Regions from separate parts of the Homo sapiens genome. Here regions 2 and 3 are each linked to region 1. The links are chromatin loops, found by intact Hi-C in ENCODE. Cell type or tissue: left ventricle myocardium inferior. All regions are shown on one strand. Each heading gives the region's core, and the rest is flanking DNA. Links, peaks and the distances in the headings are about the cores only.

The links. A loop is a pair of places that touch in the nucleus more often than their neighbours do. Peaks named below come from ENCODE experiments on the same cell type or tissue, not always from the same donor. Only the 100,000 strongest peaks of a DNase experiment are listed, where the experiment ranks them.
Region 2: a loop joins it to region 1, with 2.4 times the contacts of the local background. A loop is called at or near these places in 2 of 110 quality-filtered maps.
Region 3: a loop joins it to region 1, with 3 times the contacts of the local background. A loop is called at or near these places in 81 of 110 quality-filtered maps.

What each region holds. Positions count from the first base shown.
Region 1 is chr6:38,971,151-38,976,150 of GRCh38, reverse strand. It overlaps DNAH8 (dynein axonemal heavy chain 8), which reads right to left. Exons shown (of 93, transcript NM_001206927.2): 83 at 4,486-4,559; 84 at 2,338-2,490; 85 at 1,622-1,777. Among named protein-coding and RNA genes, the nearest start is that of DNAH8-AS1, 21 kb to the right of the region's middle. In left ventricle myocardium inferior, for the core only: CTCF peaks have their summits at 2,549 and 2,764; no DNase peak of the experiment used is centred there; H3K27ac peaks cover 1,972 bases.
Region 2 is chr6:38,869,194-38,874,193 of GRCh38, reverse strand. It overlaps DNAH8 (dynein axonemal heavy chain 8), which reads right to left. Exons shown (of 93, transcript NM_001206927.2): 49 at 3,632-3,793; 50 at 1,412-1,658; 51 at 1,047-1,288; 52 at 818-958. Among named protein-coding and RNA genes, the nearest start is that of DNAH8-AS1, 81 kb to the left of the region's middle. In left ventricle myocardium inferior, for the core only: CTCF peaks have their summits at 1,837 and 2,041; no DNase peak of the experiment used is centred there; H3K27me3 peaks cover 2,127 bases.
Region 3 is chr6:39,300,596-39,306,811 of GRCh38, reverse strand. KCNK17 (potassium two pore domain channel subfamily K member 17) reads left to right here. Exons shown (of 5, transcript NM_031460.4): 3 at 2,157-2,317; 4 at 2,681-2,855. Among named protein-coding and RNA genes, the nearest start is that of KCNK17, 11 kb to the left of the region's middle. RefSeq lists silencers at 2,775-2,934, 4,928-5,027 and an enhancer at 3,488-3,787. In left ventricle myocardium inferior, for the core only: CTCF peaks have their summits at 3,239, 3,438 (motif pointing right) and 4,985; a DNase peak (open chromatin) is centred at 3,471; H3K4me3 peaks cover 329 bases; H3K27me3 peaks cover 1,629 bases.

The sequences.
Region 1 (5,000 bases), core at 1-5,000:
GTGTTATTTCTAGCCCTCTATTATTTGATTTTAAGAGATATTCAGCCTTTTATTCCTGGACACTCCACTGGTAACTTCACCGCCCTAGCAGTGAAAATATTTTTCCTCCGTTTTAACCCAAACACATGTGGTGTTAAGTGCAAGGGCACTTTAGCCCCATGGCTGGACCATGGTCCTGTTGCTCTTCTTCCCTTTAGCACTTGGATAATGGCCACTAAAAACACAGGTTGCCACATTAACCATATGGCAAATACCCCCAACCAGCTCTCCATGATAAGCACAGTGGAAGAGTTGAATCATCACTACTGGGAACACAATCATAAAATATTATTTGTGAATTGGGAATGAAATAGCAGAGTTAAAGCAATATTTGTATTAGGATGTGATAAGGTCTAGCAAAGCGAACAATTCCCAGATAAGAATGTATGAAATAGGCTTCTGTGACTTGAAAGCTGTAATTGACAATCCAAAGGCCACAATGGAACTTAGTAAAGATAACCACCAGCAAAGCATTTAATCTGATTTTAACTTTCTCAGTGTTGGGAGGCAGACAAACACCACATCCCTCTCCTGGGCAGCCAGGAACCTAGTAAAGTGGTAGGGATAATGAATTAGGGGTAAATACACACAGTATTTTCTGGGATGAGCATTAAGTTCCCCTCCATCTTTGGACAGGGCAGGGAGAGGTAATGTGAAGTTCTGCCCATCACTGTACACAGCTAAAAGCCTGACTCCTGGGATAGACCAACTGATTTATTTTGTCCTTCACCCCAACCCCAGGAAAGAAAGAACTCCAGGTAGGGCTTAAAGGAATCTCTTCAATTCTCTGTGAAATCAAGGAATGGATCCAGTGCATTGAAAATGTATAGCTTTTGAATTACAGAACAAAATATAAAATTCAGATGCAGAACAAAACACTAACAATAATTTAAAAAATCGTAACAGACAAGTTGCTTGGTAATCATAAAATTATTAAATTACTGCGTCAGTACTAAGACTGTAAAAGCAAACAGCAAATGACTTGAGAAAGACAGGGAGCTGCTGTTCCTCCTCCTCCTCCAACATCACCACCACTTTTACTATCAGGTAATAAATAGAGTCAAAACAATACATAAATCAGAGCCAGCCAATCCTAGTTCAGCCAATCCTAGCAACCACATTTGAAGAGTACTTAACATCTTTGGGATGGTGATAATCCTATCTTGAAATGTGGTTGTTAGTATTACAGGAGATGGTGCACATAAAATTCTTGGCCAGCACAGGCACTTTCAAAACCAAGCTCCTATCTTTATAATCCATTAGCTCATTCTACAAATATTTATTGAGCTCTGACAATCCCCTGCGTGCTGTTGTGACAGTAGGAGAGTCAGCAGTTACGAAAAGACAGTCTTCACCCTGGAGAATCTTACATTCCAATAGTCAGGGTTGGGGGTTGGGGCAGGGGGCACACACAAAATACATAAACAAATATACACTATACCAGGTGGGGAAAGTGCTATGAAGGAAAAGAGAGTAAGGAGACAGAGCGGCAACGGATAGCACCCTCCTGGAAGCCTCTCCAATGGGGCCTCAGCACACCACTGGCCATCTCCTAAATGTGAAAACTGCTTTCTGCAGTTACCTGCACAGTGGAGTGTAAAAATGCTACTGTGTAAAGCATCGGCTTCCACATGGGTAAATTACTGATGTCCAGAAGGTCTTGATTAATTCCAGCAAATGTTCTTTTCAAACCTGCGCGTACACCTTGGGGTGGCTCATTAGTGAATTTGAGAGAGGTCTGTCATGAAAAGAAAACAGTGCTTTTGTTTCTATAAATTACTATAAAGAATAAAATAGAAATTACAATATTAGGCTGAATATCCTTTATCTGAAATGCTTGGGACTGGAAGTGTTTTGAATTTCAGATTTTGGAATATTAGCATTAAATTGTTATATGAGCATTGCCTTTGAGCATTCTATTGGCATTGAGAATGTTTCAGATTTTGGAGCATTTCGGGTTTCGATTTTCAGATTTAGGATGCTCAACCTGTATATCAGAAAACAATATGCTTATGGTACATAAAGTGGGGGCAAAGTTCAGCATTGTATAAACTAAGTACATTGATCAGAGCTGAAACTCAATAAATTAGTACTAAGTCTTAGAGCTCTTCTATGGAAATATTTACTACAGTCTAACCTTGATGTCAAGATTTTGATGATTATAGTATTATAGTATAAGATCTTGCAGTCCAGACCCTACAGGACCAAAAAGCCCTGTTGTGTTCCCATCTTTCAACAATGTCAATGATGTCATCTTTATTACTATGACTCTCGATGAAAAGACGTTTAGTAACAAACCTGAAGCAATGTAATTGGAAATCGATCATGGGGCTCCGTAGTTATCCATACTCGGAAAGAATCATCACTGGCTTCAGTGGTAATTAGCGTCTCTAGTAATTCTTCCATGAATTCCAGGCCAAGGTGGCAATTTTGTAGTAATACCCAACCACCCTGTATCCAAAAATAAGTTCATATTTATTTCTTGTAACCTTTTTGCTATGATTTTAATAAAACAAAATGTGCACTTTTTTTAAAAACCATGTGAATACTCTGTTTTGAACACATTTTTAAAAATTATATGTCAATACAATCATTTCTCCTGCTATGGTACAAGTAATTGGTACAAGCTAATTACTTAGAATCAAGTGGGTTCAAAATGATTGTATTCTGCCACCCCTGGTTCAGAAAGGAACAGAAATTAAAACTTGAAGGCAGACTTGTGTAAGTACAGTGTGTGCACCATCTAATGGTGGGAACGGGTATTTTGGAATCAGTAACAAGTTGTCCTGCCTAAGGTAAATCAGAACTGACTCACCCCCAAAACCCAGAAGACTGGTTCACAGTTATTCATAGTTACAAAGAAAGATACACATGATCTCATGAAAGCTGGAGACAATACGTTTGGTGACATTTACTACCATAATGCTAAGCTTTATTCTTTATCATCACTCTCCACACTTTCCTGAAACCACATAACTTATTAAGCACTTTCTAAATAAATACTTGATTAAACAAACTACCTTAAACAATATGTCACAAAACCATCACTGCCCTGTGAGAACATAGTTTCTTTACTAGACATTTTAATACCTTTATACAGGAATCAGCTATCTTGAACTACATAAAACTACAAAATAGTGAGCATGATAAATATATGGCAAGGCATATATACCATGTCTCAACTGTAAGCGAAAATACAACTCACACCGGCTTAACTAGTAAAGGGGATGTGCCGTCTATACAACTGGGGTTTCAGAGGAAAACAGCATTCAGGATTAGTTTGTGTCATCATGGACCCACTTACTTTCTGGTTCCCCACTCTGTGTTCCACAATGCCAGCTTTATGCTAAACATGGTGTCCCTCAAGGCGGCAACATGGCTGCACCTGCTCATGTCTGGTTTTCTTTTCTGATTATGCCATATAATCAATACTTACCCCACTTTGACAAACAGACCATGGAAGTTATAAAGGCTAGTATTCCAAAGACAGTTAACATGAACACCGTATTTAAATTAAAGTTTTGCACCCACAGAAACTAAAGAAATTATTTAAGGCCCAAAGTTAAACTGTCAAATCACTCAATAGAGTGAAACATTTGATCCGAGTAAAAATAATTATGTATAATTGCTTTGAGATATACATGTATAAATTAAATAAATTATTGAATTTAATTAAGTGATAAAGATTGAGGCTTAGGGCATTTGAGAATTAATGACTAGCTGGAAAAGTTGATGACCCAACAGAGTTTTAGCCCATTAACCCTCTCTAGTCATTAATTCCCAGGGAAAAGCTGCACCAAAGTTTGTACAGACATTCTGAGATCAAAAGCTTAAAAATAAACCAATATCTTATTTTATTTTTATAAATGGTATAATTTCTTATTACAGCTGAAATGGCTATCTACAGAGCATTTCTAGAAAATTAATGTCCTGTGTATTTATTAGGTGTGATGGGAAATCTCTCTCAACACTCCATTCAGCTTGCAATTATTAGTGAAAACCATTATCAGTATTTAAACATAGCATCCTTAAATATTCCTTCTTTGCCTGAAATGATCCGTTAATGAAAAATGAAAGTCTGCCTTTAACTGAAAATGGAAATTTAACTGTCTCAATCTGTCACTCCTTAAGTACTACCTATTCATATTGATCATGAAATTCCAAGACTGCTAGAGATGCATTCTTAGAAATCAGAAGGTGTGTCTCCCAAATCATAAAACGAACAAAAAATTGGTGAAGGTAAAATGGAGCATATACTATAGAAAATGGAATAAGCTTTCCATGCGAATATCAGGAGGAAACTAGACTGAGGTTTAAAATTCACAGGTAATGATAAACAAAAATGGAAAAACCAGGATTGAGCATCACGAGAAGAATGTGGTAACATCCATGATTGTGGGGTTTCTAGCAATAATGTTGCAGCAGGAGCAGTCTCTTGTCACATACCTGCTGCATTGACATCTGAATCAGCTTTCGAGCATGTACTTCTTGTCCTTGCCCCATTGAGATAGTTCTACATTCTGTAACATAGGAGAAAGTTCACTATGATGAAACACAACTCTTACAGCAGGATTAGAATGAAAAATTAATTTCTGAATGATTATAGCCTCCTTCTATTGTTTCTAAAAAAAAAAAAAAATCTTTGCTGTTCAAACAGGCCTGGCCTTTGGTTGTGTGGATCAGAGAAATGCATGGAGCAGAGACCTGGAGGCACCACCCGGAAAAGCGTGGGTTGGGGGTCAGGAAGGGAGAGAAAAAGGCACGTATGGTGGGCTTTTAGAGAGTTTGAGATTCTTTGGAGACAATGAGGAACAAGATCAATGGTGGGAGAGGCAACTACAATGCTATCACAGGTATTTGTAGGGAAAAAGGATTTTTTAGTTTTGCTGTAAGTTTTGGTTAGAATCCTTTTCGGCGTTTTAGCAGACGCTTCTGTAAAGATTTAATTTTCTGTTTATTCC
Region 2 (5,000 bases), core at 1-5,000, 100 kb after region 1:
AAAGAGAGAGAGAAAGAAAGAAAGAGAGAAGGAGGAAGGAAGGAAGGAGAAAGAGAAAGAAAGAAAGAGAGAAGGAGGAAGGAAGGAAGGAGAAAGAGAAAGAAAGAAAGAAAGAAAGAAAGAAAAAGAAAGAAAGAAAGAAAGAAAGAAAGAAAAGAAAAGAAAAAGGGAAAGAAAGAGGAAAGGAAGGAAGAAAGGGAAAAAACAATGCTACAACTACTTGTCAGATAATTTTTATTTAAAGATTTTCCTTACCTGTTATATGCTAAATTTCCAAAGCCAAAATTGCCTCCCAAGTTTTCTTGATTGCAACAGGCCCCTTTCTGTTCTTTCCCACGAAGCTACCAACTTTATTTATTTTTATTTACTTATTTATTTATTTTGAGACAGGGTCTCACTCTGTCGCCCCAGCTGGAGTGCAGGGGTGTGTGTGTGTGTGTGTGTGTGTGTGTGTGTGTGTGTGTGTAGGTGTATGTGTTATTTTTTATTTATTTTAAAATTTAATTAATTACTATATTTTATTGACTGTCATTATTATACACACTTTATGGGACAGGTCACTAAACCTGACAATGGGAAAGATAGTTCATTCCCCTTCCTCTGACAACATCCCTCTGGGAAGTGAAAATAATAGAGAAAACAGTAAGATCATTAAGAAGATCTTTAATAGAAATCAAAATTATCAGAGCTTTTACAGCCACATCATCAAATGATTTTTATGGACTGTCTGAACTTTCTATTTCAGATGGCTGTAAACTGCAACTGAGTGAAAAAAAAATCAAAATCGAAGTAGTAAATGTACAAAAAAAAATCTTACTTGCACAATATAGTTGCACTCCAAGAGCTGCATTTTGGGATTGAGATTTAGCTTCATATATGTGTATGTATCTTCAAAGACTTTCTCATACAGTGTCAGGAATACAGCAGCTTCCTGTGCAGTGCGTTTCTTCAACCATGCCTGCAACAAAGAAACAGAATCTGTGTTTATTGAGAAAGTGAAACGTGGAGAGACTCTGAGGGTTCTTCTTCCCATCTCTCTGCCCCACCTGTAAGATTGGCCTCCAGCTGAGAGCAGAGCTGCTGATATAGACCATGCCCATCCTAGAAACCGTGGCAGGAGAGGCGTTCTCGATATTGTGGACTTCAAACAGAAGCTTACAACTAGGGGCCATGGGAATGCGATCTCCATTAGCTAACGTCAGAGTTTTATTGTCATCCAAAACGGAATTTAAGTTCTCAATCCAGATGGCATCCACAGGACCATCTAAAATGAGGAAAATGTTTTCACCTGAAAATAATTAAAACAGAAAATCACTTTTCACTTGCAAGTAATTAAAATGGAAAAATCAAAAAAATACTGTGTTAATACGCTAGCAGGGAAAAAATGATCACAAAGGAGGTTTGTGTATACCTTTTTTAGCTTTTAATGTTTTTCTCCACAGAGTAGAAAAAATCCCATCTGTCCAGTCATTGGTAGCAGTGTCCAGTCTGCCAAACATCTGAGGTGCAGTAATGGCTTTTGGATTCATTCGCATTTCTCTATGAGGCCTTCCGCATTCTGTTTGCGCCTTCATTAGAATCGTGATAACGGTTGTCTTTCCAGAACCACTGGGCCCAAGAGTCATCAAGCCATGCCGTACCAAAGACGTCTCATATAACTACACAATTAACCAGTAAATTAAAATATGTAATTTATGAGTCTCTTGCTGACATTCATAGTAGCTACTTGAAGATTAAAGGCTTTAATAAGCTCTTCATTAACGTAACTAGTTCACTATTTTTAAGTTGTAAAAAATGTTGTTTTACTAGATGTGCATAGCAAATGAGCACCACGTTATAAAACGATATGTGCTAAAGTAATAACAATGTGGAGCTTGAATTACATTTTGGAAATAATTAACTCAGCATCTAGTTTTTGCTTCTTGCGTGATGATTCCCTGTGATTTTGGCTTGTTGGTCTATAACCAGCAGTTGTTCCATGCGCAAACTTTCTCGGCATCCAATGTGATGATATCGCCCCTTAGTGGTGGAAAGCAGCAACGCAGAGCATCACAGTGAAGATCCGTTTCAAAGGGGCCTTCTAATTCCCCAGAAGTACATCATGAATGAGGATTCCTGTGCAAGTGATTTATTCAGGTAGTGCTCCCAGGAGAAACCAGTAAGAGAAGAGGAAAGCAGGACAGGAATGGGAAGAAGCCAAGCAAGGTGTGATTGAGGACAAAGCCCTGTAGAGGACAGACTTGAGCCTGATCCCTCGGGAGACTGGAGTGTAACTTACACCTCAAAGATTGCTCCACCTGGAACCAGGCAAGCTTGACTTTCCTACTCCATCAACTCTTAGAGACGTTTGTTTGGGGGTGGATGGGAAATAAACTCCCGTGCAGCACCTACTCTTTGTGCCTGCCAACAAAATGGCTCCAGGCCTCCTTTTGCTATTAGAAGCGAAAACACACAGAAGCTGGGCAGGGGCACGTGGAAATGGTACAAGAGATTCGAGGAGACATGCTAGGATCATGGACAGCCGCTGCTATAACATCCCGTCTGCAGTTTTCTCATTAAAAAAATTAAGAAGTCAAAGGTCTGACAGCTGATCAGAGGGAGAGTGAGTTATTCTCCTAACATTTTGGACAGAAATGTATTACCATTGTAAACTATAGTTTAAAAGCAACAGAGGCACTGTTCCTGACATGTTCAAGAGCAATGTTATTGACATCAACAAAGAACCCAAAATTCTAGTCGCCACCCATTGAGATGGCAAGAATTTTAAAACTCAGTATACTGTATGCATATCATATATAAAATCATGTTTTCCCAGAAATTTTTTAAACTCTTAAAATGGTTTCCAGTACATGAATGATGAAAAAGACTTTTCCCCCATGCACATATTTCTTTGTAAGATTTGGATGTATCTCAGATACTTGCACATCTTATAATCTGGCAAGAACAGTAAGTTAAAATAAGAATCGTTATATTAATATTTCAAATGCAGTTTTCAACAATGTCCACAATTTCAGCTCCTTAATTTTCCAAAAGCTCTGGAAAATATTCCCAAAGCATCAAGCTCATAGAGATTTAATCCTGTGTCTCTGCTACAAGTTCTTGATTCTACTGGTAATCCAATCAAGTGGTTAGATGGTTGTCACAAGGATGAAATGTGATGAACAGAAAGACACCAACATATGCAGTCAAAAGATTCAGGTTTTAGTGTAGGTGAAGGATATAACATGTCCACACACAAAGCAGGAGCAAAATAGCACTCCCAGATTCCTCAGGCTCTGCACTCCACTGAGGCACCCAGCTGCAGCCAGTACTATCAGATTGGCACAAGAAGACATCTGCGTTGTTCCGTTCCCCTAGAGTTTTTATAACCTACTATTTCCGCCCAACATTGTCACCAGGTATAAGTAAAAACTGCAGTAAATTACTGCTTGATTACTGTGAGGCAGGGTAAATCCATACTATCTTCCTAGGACCACCACATCCTTCCAAGTATTCTTTTTGCAATGATGTATATATGATGTTTTCATTTAACATTTACATCAAGTAAGACTAACTATGAGTTTTTCTATTCAGACAGGAATGTTTAACACATACTTATCATTATACTAATAATAGATTAAAATGTCTTTACCTGCACGAGTTTCAGGTTCCAGGGTGGATGGTTAATCAAACCCTCTATCTGAACCTGATGGGCTACTGCGTTTTGCAGTTCTGCATAAGTATTACTATCCAGTTGCAGTCCTGGGAACAGGTCATTGATTAAGCTGAGGAACAGGGGTTCATCTTCATCAACCTAAGGTGGCATAGTTTAAAATAAATTTACTCATTCAGTCAACAAACATTTATCAGCTAGCTGGGATGTGCATAGTACTTATCACTTCATCCCCAGAGAACCATTTATTACTCTCCTAATCAGGCTTGTATTCTCTAGTACTTTCTCCAGAATATCACTGATATGGTTTGGCTGTGTCCCTACCCAAATCTCATCTGGAATCGTAGCTCCCATAACTCCCACGTGTCGTGGGAGGGACCCAGTGAGAGGTAATTGTATCATGGGGGCAAGTCTTTCCCTGCTGTTCTTATGATAGTGAATAAGTCTCACAAGATCTGATGGTTTTGTAAACGGGAGTTCCCTTGCACATGCTCTCTTGCCTGCCGCCATGTAAAGACGTGACTTTGCTCCTCATTCACCTCCCAGCATGATTGTGAGGCCTCCCCAGCCATGTGGAACTGTGAGTTCATCAAACCTCTTTCCTTTATAAATTGTCTTTATTAACAGTGTGAGAACAGACTAATACAATCACCACTGAATCTATATTGTACCCAAAGTTCGTTAGCATTCAATGTGTTCTACAATCCTGCCCCAGTCTACTGCTCCAAAGTACGACCTCATTACTTTATCACATGAATCTTTGCTTCTCACAGTGGCATTTGCATTAACCTTAAAAATGATAATTTGTAGTCCCAACCCCATGAAATTAAAGAACGGATATTTTATTTAAATTGGGGAAATAGCCATAACCCTGCATGACTTCATCCAACAATGGCTGCAAAAGTCCATCAGGGCAGTGTTCTGAGCCTTTCTTATAAGCAGTAGGTTTGAGTACACTGACTCCAATCCTTGCTTGCAATGTCTTTAATGCATAGATTGCCCTGTTCCCAACATCTGACCCCTTATGATTTCTCTTTATTCTCTAGGGCTTTGCTGATGCTTTCTTGAGTACTTGTCTAGGAATTTCCAAAATACCATTATCTAAGGGAGGCTTAGACTGCACTCCAGCCTGGGTGACTTAGGGAGTCTAAGCCTCCATTACAGTCCATGTTGGTCATACAGGCAGTGAGGTATACTGGCAGGAGCAGTGGATTTGGCACCAGAAAATCTTATAAATTTTTGTCCCCTCTTCTCAGCTGATGGTGATTATGGGGGAATCCTGCAACCTCTAGTCTCCATTCCCCAATAAGTGAAGTGACAATAAACAAGCTAGCCATCCAGACCCCAC
Region 3 (6,216 bases), core at 1,198-6,197, 330 kb before region 1:
GCCTGGCCACAGAGCAAGACTCTGTCACAAAAAAAAAAAAAAAAACAAAGAAAGAAAGATCGAGCCACTTGCCCAAGGTCCCACAGCCTGCAAGGAGCTGAGCTGGGATCCAAACCTAGGAGGTGCAGCAGACTCCAAAGCACATGCTCTGTACTTGTACATAGTTTGACCTCTCTTGGGACCCCTCAGTAAGGTGGGGGTGGATGTAAACATTGGTTTCAATATAGTACAGACGAGTTTAGGGTGTGTGGGCACAGTGACCCCATCTGGGCAAGCAAGAATGTTAGGCAGTGCTAGGAGGCAAAATGAGAGGCATTTGTTCATTTACTTACACATTCACTTTTGTATTTCCTCATTCATTCATTCACTCATTCTTTATGCATTCAACACATATGTAGTGAAGAGCACCTATTAAGGGTCAGATCCTTTGCCAGTTGCTGAGAATATGGTGATTAAGAACCAGTCCCAGGCCGGGTGCGGTGGCTCACGCCTGTAATCCCAGCACTTTGGTAGGCCAAGGCGGGCAGATCGCCTGAGGTCAGGAGCTCGAGACCAGCCTGGCCAACATGGCAAAACCCCGTCTCTACTAAAAATACAAAAATTAGCTGGGCGTGGTGGCACATGCCTGTAATCCCAGCTACTCGGGAGGCTGAGGCAGGAGAATAGCTTGAACCCAGGAGGCGGAGTTTGCAGTGAGCCAAGATTGTGCCAGTGCACTCCAGCCTGGGCAAGAGAGCGAAACTACGTCTCAAAAAAAAAAAAAAAAGACCCAGTCCCTGCTCTTGAGGGGCTCAGAGCATATACTTGATATACTTGGAAGAGGCAGACATGGAAACAAATCTTTCTCACACAGTGCAAGGGAGAGTGCTGGAGGGGGCCCTGGATGAGGAGCAGCTGCACTGGAGAGTCGAGGACTGGAAGGGTCATTTATATTTATGTGGGTAAAGAGGAGAGACTCTCTTCATAGAGGAAGCATTGTGGTCAAAGGTGCAGAGGCACGAGTGGACCTGGAGAGTTCTGCAGGCCAGCAATGTGGCTAGAGCTGGGGAAGCGGGGGCACCAGACGAGTCTCAGAGAAAGGCTGGGCAAGAGCTTGGACTTTCCCCAGCAGACAGGAGACTGAAGAAGGGTTATAACCTCAATGATGATCTAATCAGTTTTGCATTTTAATAAGACAAGACAGTGGTGGTGATCAAGAAGGGTGGAGGCAGAGCTGGAGGAGAAAAGAATGTCCAGATGGATAGAATCTTTTATGAACATCTTTTCCTCCCCTAGCTTCCCCTCTCCCTATCTTGAGGATCAGAGACCACCCCCCCAACTTCTACCTCCTCCCCTAGGCAGCTGATGACTTACTGTCTGTCCCTCCCTCCCACTGAGCTTTATGAGGGAGCCCCGTTGTGCTAGTTTGGGTCCTCCAGGAATCAGATATCAAGACAGAATTAGATGCGCAAGAGATATATTGAGGGGAGCCTTTGAAGGATAAAAGAGAAGGAGCAGGAATTAATGTCAAAAGCCTCAGACTGCAAGCAGGCCTGATACCTATGAAAGGAGAGAGGGAAGGAAGGAGACTGGTGTGGGAAGAGCTGCTCTCTGCATTGCAGCTGTCAGAAAGTCTGGGCCAGGCCATGGGGATCCCAGAGCAAAGGTTGAAAGAGGAGTGCCACACTGGGCAGGGATGGCCAGCTTCAGTGCCCCACTGTGCCCAAGCATGGCTGGGAGCAGTGTGGAGACAGCATGGCCTCAGCCTGAATGGTGCAGTAGATCCTAAGAGTGCAACAGCTGGAGGCTCTGCCCCCTCCAGCATCCATCTGCCCATCCAGAGAGGGAGGACATGAAGAGAGGAAGAGGAGACTCACATTTGGTGGGTTTGAGCTCATGCATGCAGCTTAGCCTCCTAGAGCTTCTCCAGCCTGTAAAATATGGCACATAATTCTGATTTGGAAGGGTGGTTTCGAGGGTGAACTGAGGGAATGAATGTACAGGGTGCCCTGCACAGTGCCCAGCACAGAAAAGGAGGGCCTTGGTAAGTATCAGCTGCCCACATCTACAGTGGGTTAGAATGAGGGCCCTGGGGGTTGGGCCCAGGAGTGGGGCTGTGGTGGTGAGTGGACAGGGCTGGGCTGGAAATGTCCCCTGAGTGCCCCCTCTCACCTCAGGCTATGGCAACCTGAGCCCCAACACGATGGCTGCCCGCCTCTTCTGCATCTTCTTTGCCCTTGTGGGGATCCCACTCAACCTCGTGGTGCTCAACCGACTGGGGCATCTCATGCAGCAGGGAGTAAACCACTGGGCCAGCAGGCTGGGGGGCACCTGGCAGGTGAGGGGGCTGCTGGACGGGGTGGGGATGGGTCACTTCTAGAATGAGGGGCTGTGGTGGGAATTGGGGTTACTAATGACAAGAGGTGGGAGCAAGTGTTACTGGTGAGGTTGTGTTGGGATTGGGGGTCACTGCTCAGAATAGGGTCCTTAGTGAAAAAGGGCATTAATGGTGGAGATGGGGTGGGACTGGGCAGACAGGAAGGACATGAGGCACAGGCTCCAGGCAGGGAACCTGGAGAACACAGACCAGGTGAAGAGCCCCCTTCTTACTGGGGACAGCTCTGGCCTGCCTCCAGCTCCCTCGGCTCCCACGCATGGGGTGAAGGCCTCAGGAGGCCTGGGGACAATGTTGCACCCACAGGATCCTGACAAGGCGCGGTGGCTGGCGGGCTCTGGCGCCCTCCTCTCGGGCCTCCTGCTCTTCCTGCTGCTGCCACCGCTGCTCTTCTCCCACATGGAGGGCTGGAGCTACACAGAGGGCTTCTACTTCGCCTTCATCACCCTCAGCACCGTGGGCTTCGGCGACTACGTGATTGGTGAGAGTTCCTGGCGGTTGGGCTGGCGGGGACATTCGGCTGCCTATACCTCTCACTCATCTGCTCCCGCAGCTGGCGCACCTGCTGTGTGCACGCCATGTGGGGGCTTTTGGGCCCAAAATCCGGAGACACTGTCCTACCCGCTTTTGTTGTGTGACGGGTCTGAGGTCACTCTGGCCCTTCTTGACCAACGCGGAGAGGTCCAACACGTCCGCGGGCCCACCTATTGTGCTTAGAGCTCTCCACATGACGGGAGTCCCCGCCTCCCTCCGGGGTCCATGCTTGCCCCAGGGTCTCCCTTCCCCACTTCACTCTCTCCCTATGGAAGGCCAATCTGTCCCACTTCTCTGGGGCTGGAGATCACAGTACCCGGGGATCAGACAGTAGGGTCCGGGAGACTCCTGGAACCCCAGCCTCCCCAGAGCCCTGTGGGAAAACAGTTGGCAGGCAGATTCTGAGTGCCAGCAAGAAAGGGCCTCATGGTCAGTGGACCCAGGGTGGGTTTAATCAGTGGCACAACCCAACCTAGGCAAGACAAGGGCCCTAGAAGCCACCAGCCTTGCATAATCAGGCTGAGTCCGATGCCCAGCAGGTGGCAGTGGAGGGACATTCTGTGCCGTGGCGGAGTGGCTGCGCCCCAGCTCAGCCTCATCACCGCCCCTTCCTGTCCCTGAAGGTGCCGCTGGCACCACTACCGCGCCAGCCTCAAGCGGCTTCATGCACTCCCTCTGATCCCAGACCCTAATGTGGGGAGGAGGCCTTGCCCTTCTTCACTTCTTCAGCGACAGAACCCAGCCTGGAAGAATGAAGTTAGTTTCAGCTAACTCCTCAGGCAACCTACAGCAACAATTGTCACCCCCATTTTACTGAGGAGGAAGCTGAAGCTCAGAGAGGCTGAGCCATCTGCCTGAGACTGCACAGCTAGTAAGATGTGAATCCTGATCTATTTGACTCCAAAATTCATACTGTTTCCAGGCCACCTAAAATGTCTCCTCTCTGGGCCTCAGTGTTCCTGCCTATAAAATGAGGCAATCCCTAGAGCCCCTCAGTGCCTTCTAGCCTCTGTTTGCAAGGTCCCCAGGAAGAGGGGTCAGGTGTTGGGGCCTCACACTGCCCCCTTCTGGATCTCCCTCATCCTGGGAGGTCTGTTGCTCTGGAAGGAAATTCTTGGGAAGATTTCTTCCAACTGGGTCATGTTCCCACCTTTACCCTCAGAGTAGAGAGATATGTCCCAGGACAGCTGAGCCCAGTAGCTCCAAGGGCCATACCTGCACCCTCGCAGCTCAGAGTATGATTCTTAGATCTGTCATTTCTTCTCTATTTCCACTGCCATTTCCCTAGTTCAGGCAGGGTTGTTGCATATAGCTGCACAGGTTGGGCACTGCACAATCCTATAGTTTTGCTACTTACACAGAGCATAATAAGGATGGCACCCAGGGACTTGTGCAGCTTCTCTCCTTGTCCCCTGTTGGCTCTTATGACCTTTAAAAATTACAAAGGCTATGATGTCACCTGCCCAGCTCCTCTGAAGAACTTCATTGTTTTCCCATAGTTTTAGGATAAAGTCCAAAATCTGTAACCCCCCTCCTACCAATACAATCTGACTGAGGAGATCTAGTCCAAATTCTGTAACCCCCCTCCTACCAATACAATCTGACTGAGGAGATCTAGTCCAAACTTTAAGCCCAGAGGGACTGCCCAGGCCTGGGGCAAGGATGGGCAAGAACACTCCTGCCCAGCGGCCACTGCAGTTGGCAGAGCTTCTCCCTTCACCACATCTATGGAGACTTGCTACCTCCTGGGCCCCTCTGCAGTCATGGCAGTGCCTCGTAGCAGGTCACCACAATAAGAGCCCCAACTGCTTCACCTGCAGGGGATCTTCCTTATACAGATGGAGACACTGAGGCCTGGAGGAGGGAAGGGAGTTGCATAAGGTCATAGAGCAAGTAAGTCAGGGCAAATCTAGGATAAACTCCCAAGCCTGGGCCCTTCACACCACCCATGTTTCAGAGTCTTCCATGCCTATTCCTCAAACCTCTCAGGTCTCCTTGTCCTCCAGTAACAGGGACAACCCCTTTCTTGGATGGGGATACTGAGGTCCACCAGTTGGCTACTGGGTGTTCACATCCCTGCATCAGCAGCCACAAGAGGCGCTGTCTTCACAGCCACTCCTCTGCCTGAAGGCTGTGGCCAGAGCCGCCCCCAGGTCCCATCCGGCTACTCCTCCCCAGCCCCATAGCCTGGCGCCTCCCAATTGCATTTGCAGCTCAGTTGAGCGCCTTGCCAGCTGCCAGGTCTCCTGCCACTTATGATTTCAGCTTAAAAAAATGAAATAAAAACGGAGAAGAGCGCCTCCTCCCCTCTGTCACCAGGAGCAAGCCAAGCTGGCGGGTGGCAGGGCCAGAGAGCCGGCTCAGTGCCTGATCTCATTTAGGACCATCAGCGGAATCATAGCCCCATAACCCAATCAGCCTAATCCAATCCCAGCTCCTGCCAGGCAGCACAGGTCAGCTCCCAGGTGGCAGCCTCATCCCCATGTGGGGGTCCTAGAGAGGGGCCCAGCCTTGGGGGACCTGGAGAGAGAGGCTGTCTTGGGGCCAGCAGGACAGGATGAGGAGTAGACAGAGGCATGGTACAGGGAGCAAAGACAGAAAAGGATGACGAAGGAATAGGAGGGGAGAGCTCTACCCTTTGAATGATTCCAATCTGATGAGGGAGGCAGCACAGACCTCCAGGGAGGGTACTAAATGATAGGGCAAATCCTTGGCAAGATTTATCTAAGACTCACAGCAGCTCCCATCAGTCCCCTCCCTCAGCTATACTTACCCAGCACCAACTTCGTTGGGGGTGTCCGATGGTGAGTGAAACAAGCAACCACCTATAGATCTTGGGCACCTGTTATGTACCAGGCACCATTCTGAGCACTTGAGCTGCATCAGCCCATGTGATCCTCCCAACAGTCATAGGAGGAGGACTCTTACTGTCTCCATTTTACAGATGAGGAAGTAACTTTCCCAGCAGACACACATAGGCCATGAAAGCAGCACGTGTAACAGAGGAACCCAACGTGGTCTGTAGGGAGTGATGTCTGAACTGAGGTCTGCAGGATGAGGGAAGGTAACCAGGCCAAGAAAAATGGAAAATGAAGAGCATTTGGAGCCGAGAGGCCATAAGTACAAAAGCCCAGAGGCAGAAAGAATGATAGATGGGGAAACGGGAAAAAGACCAGAATGACCAGGCAGTCAGAGGGGAGAGGTGTGCTGCAGAAGCGGGCAGAGGGCCTTGAGGATTTGGACTTCATCCTAAAAGCCAAGGGGGCGCAGTCGTATTCCCCATCTCACAGGTGAAGGAGGTTCAGACA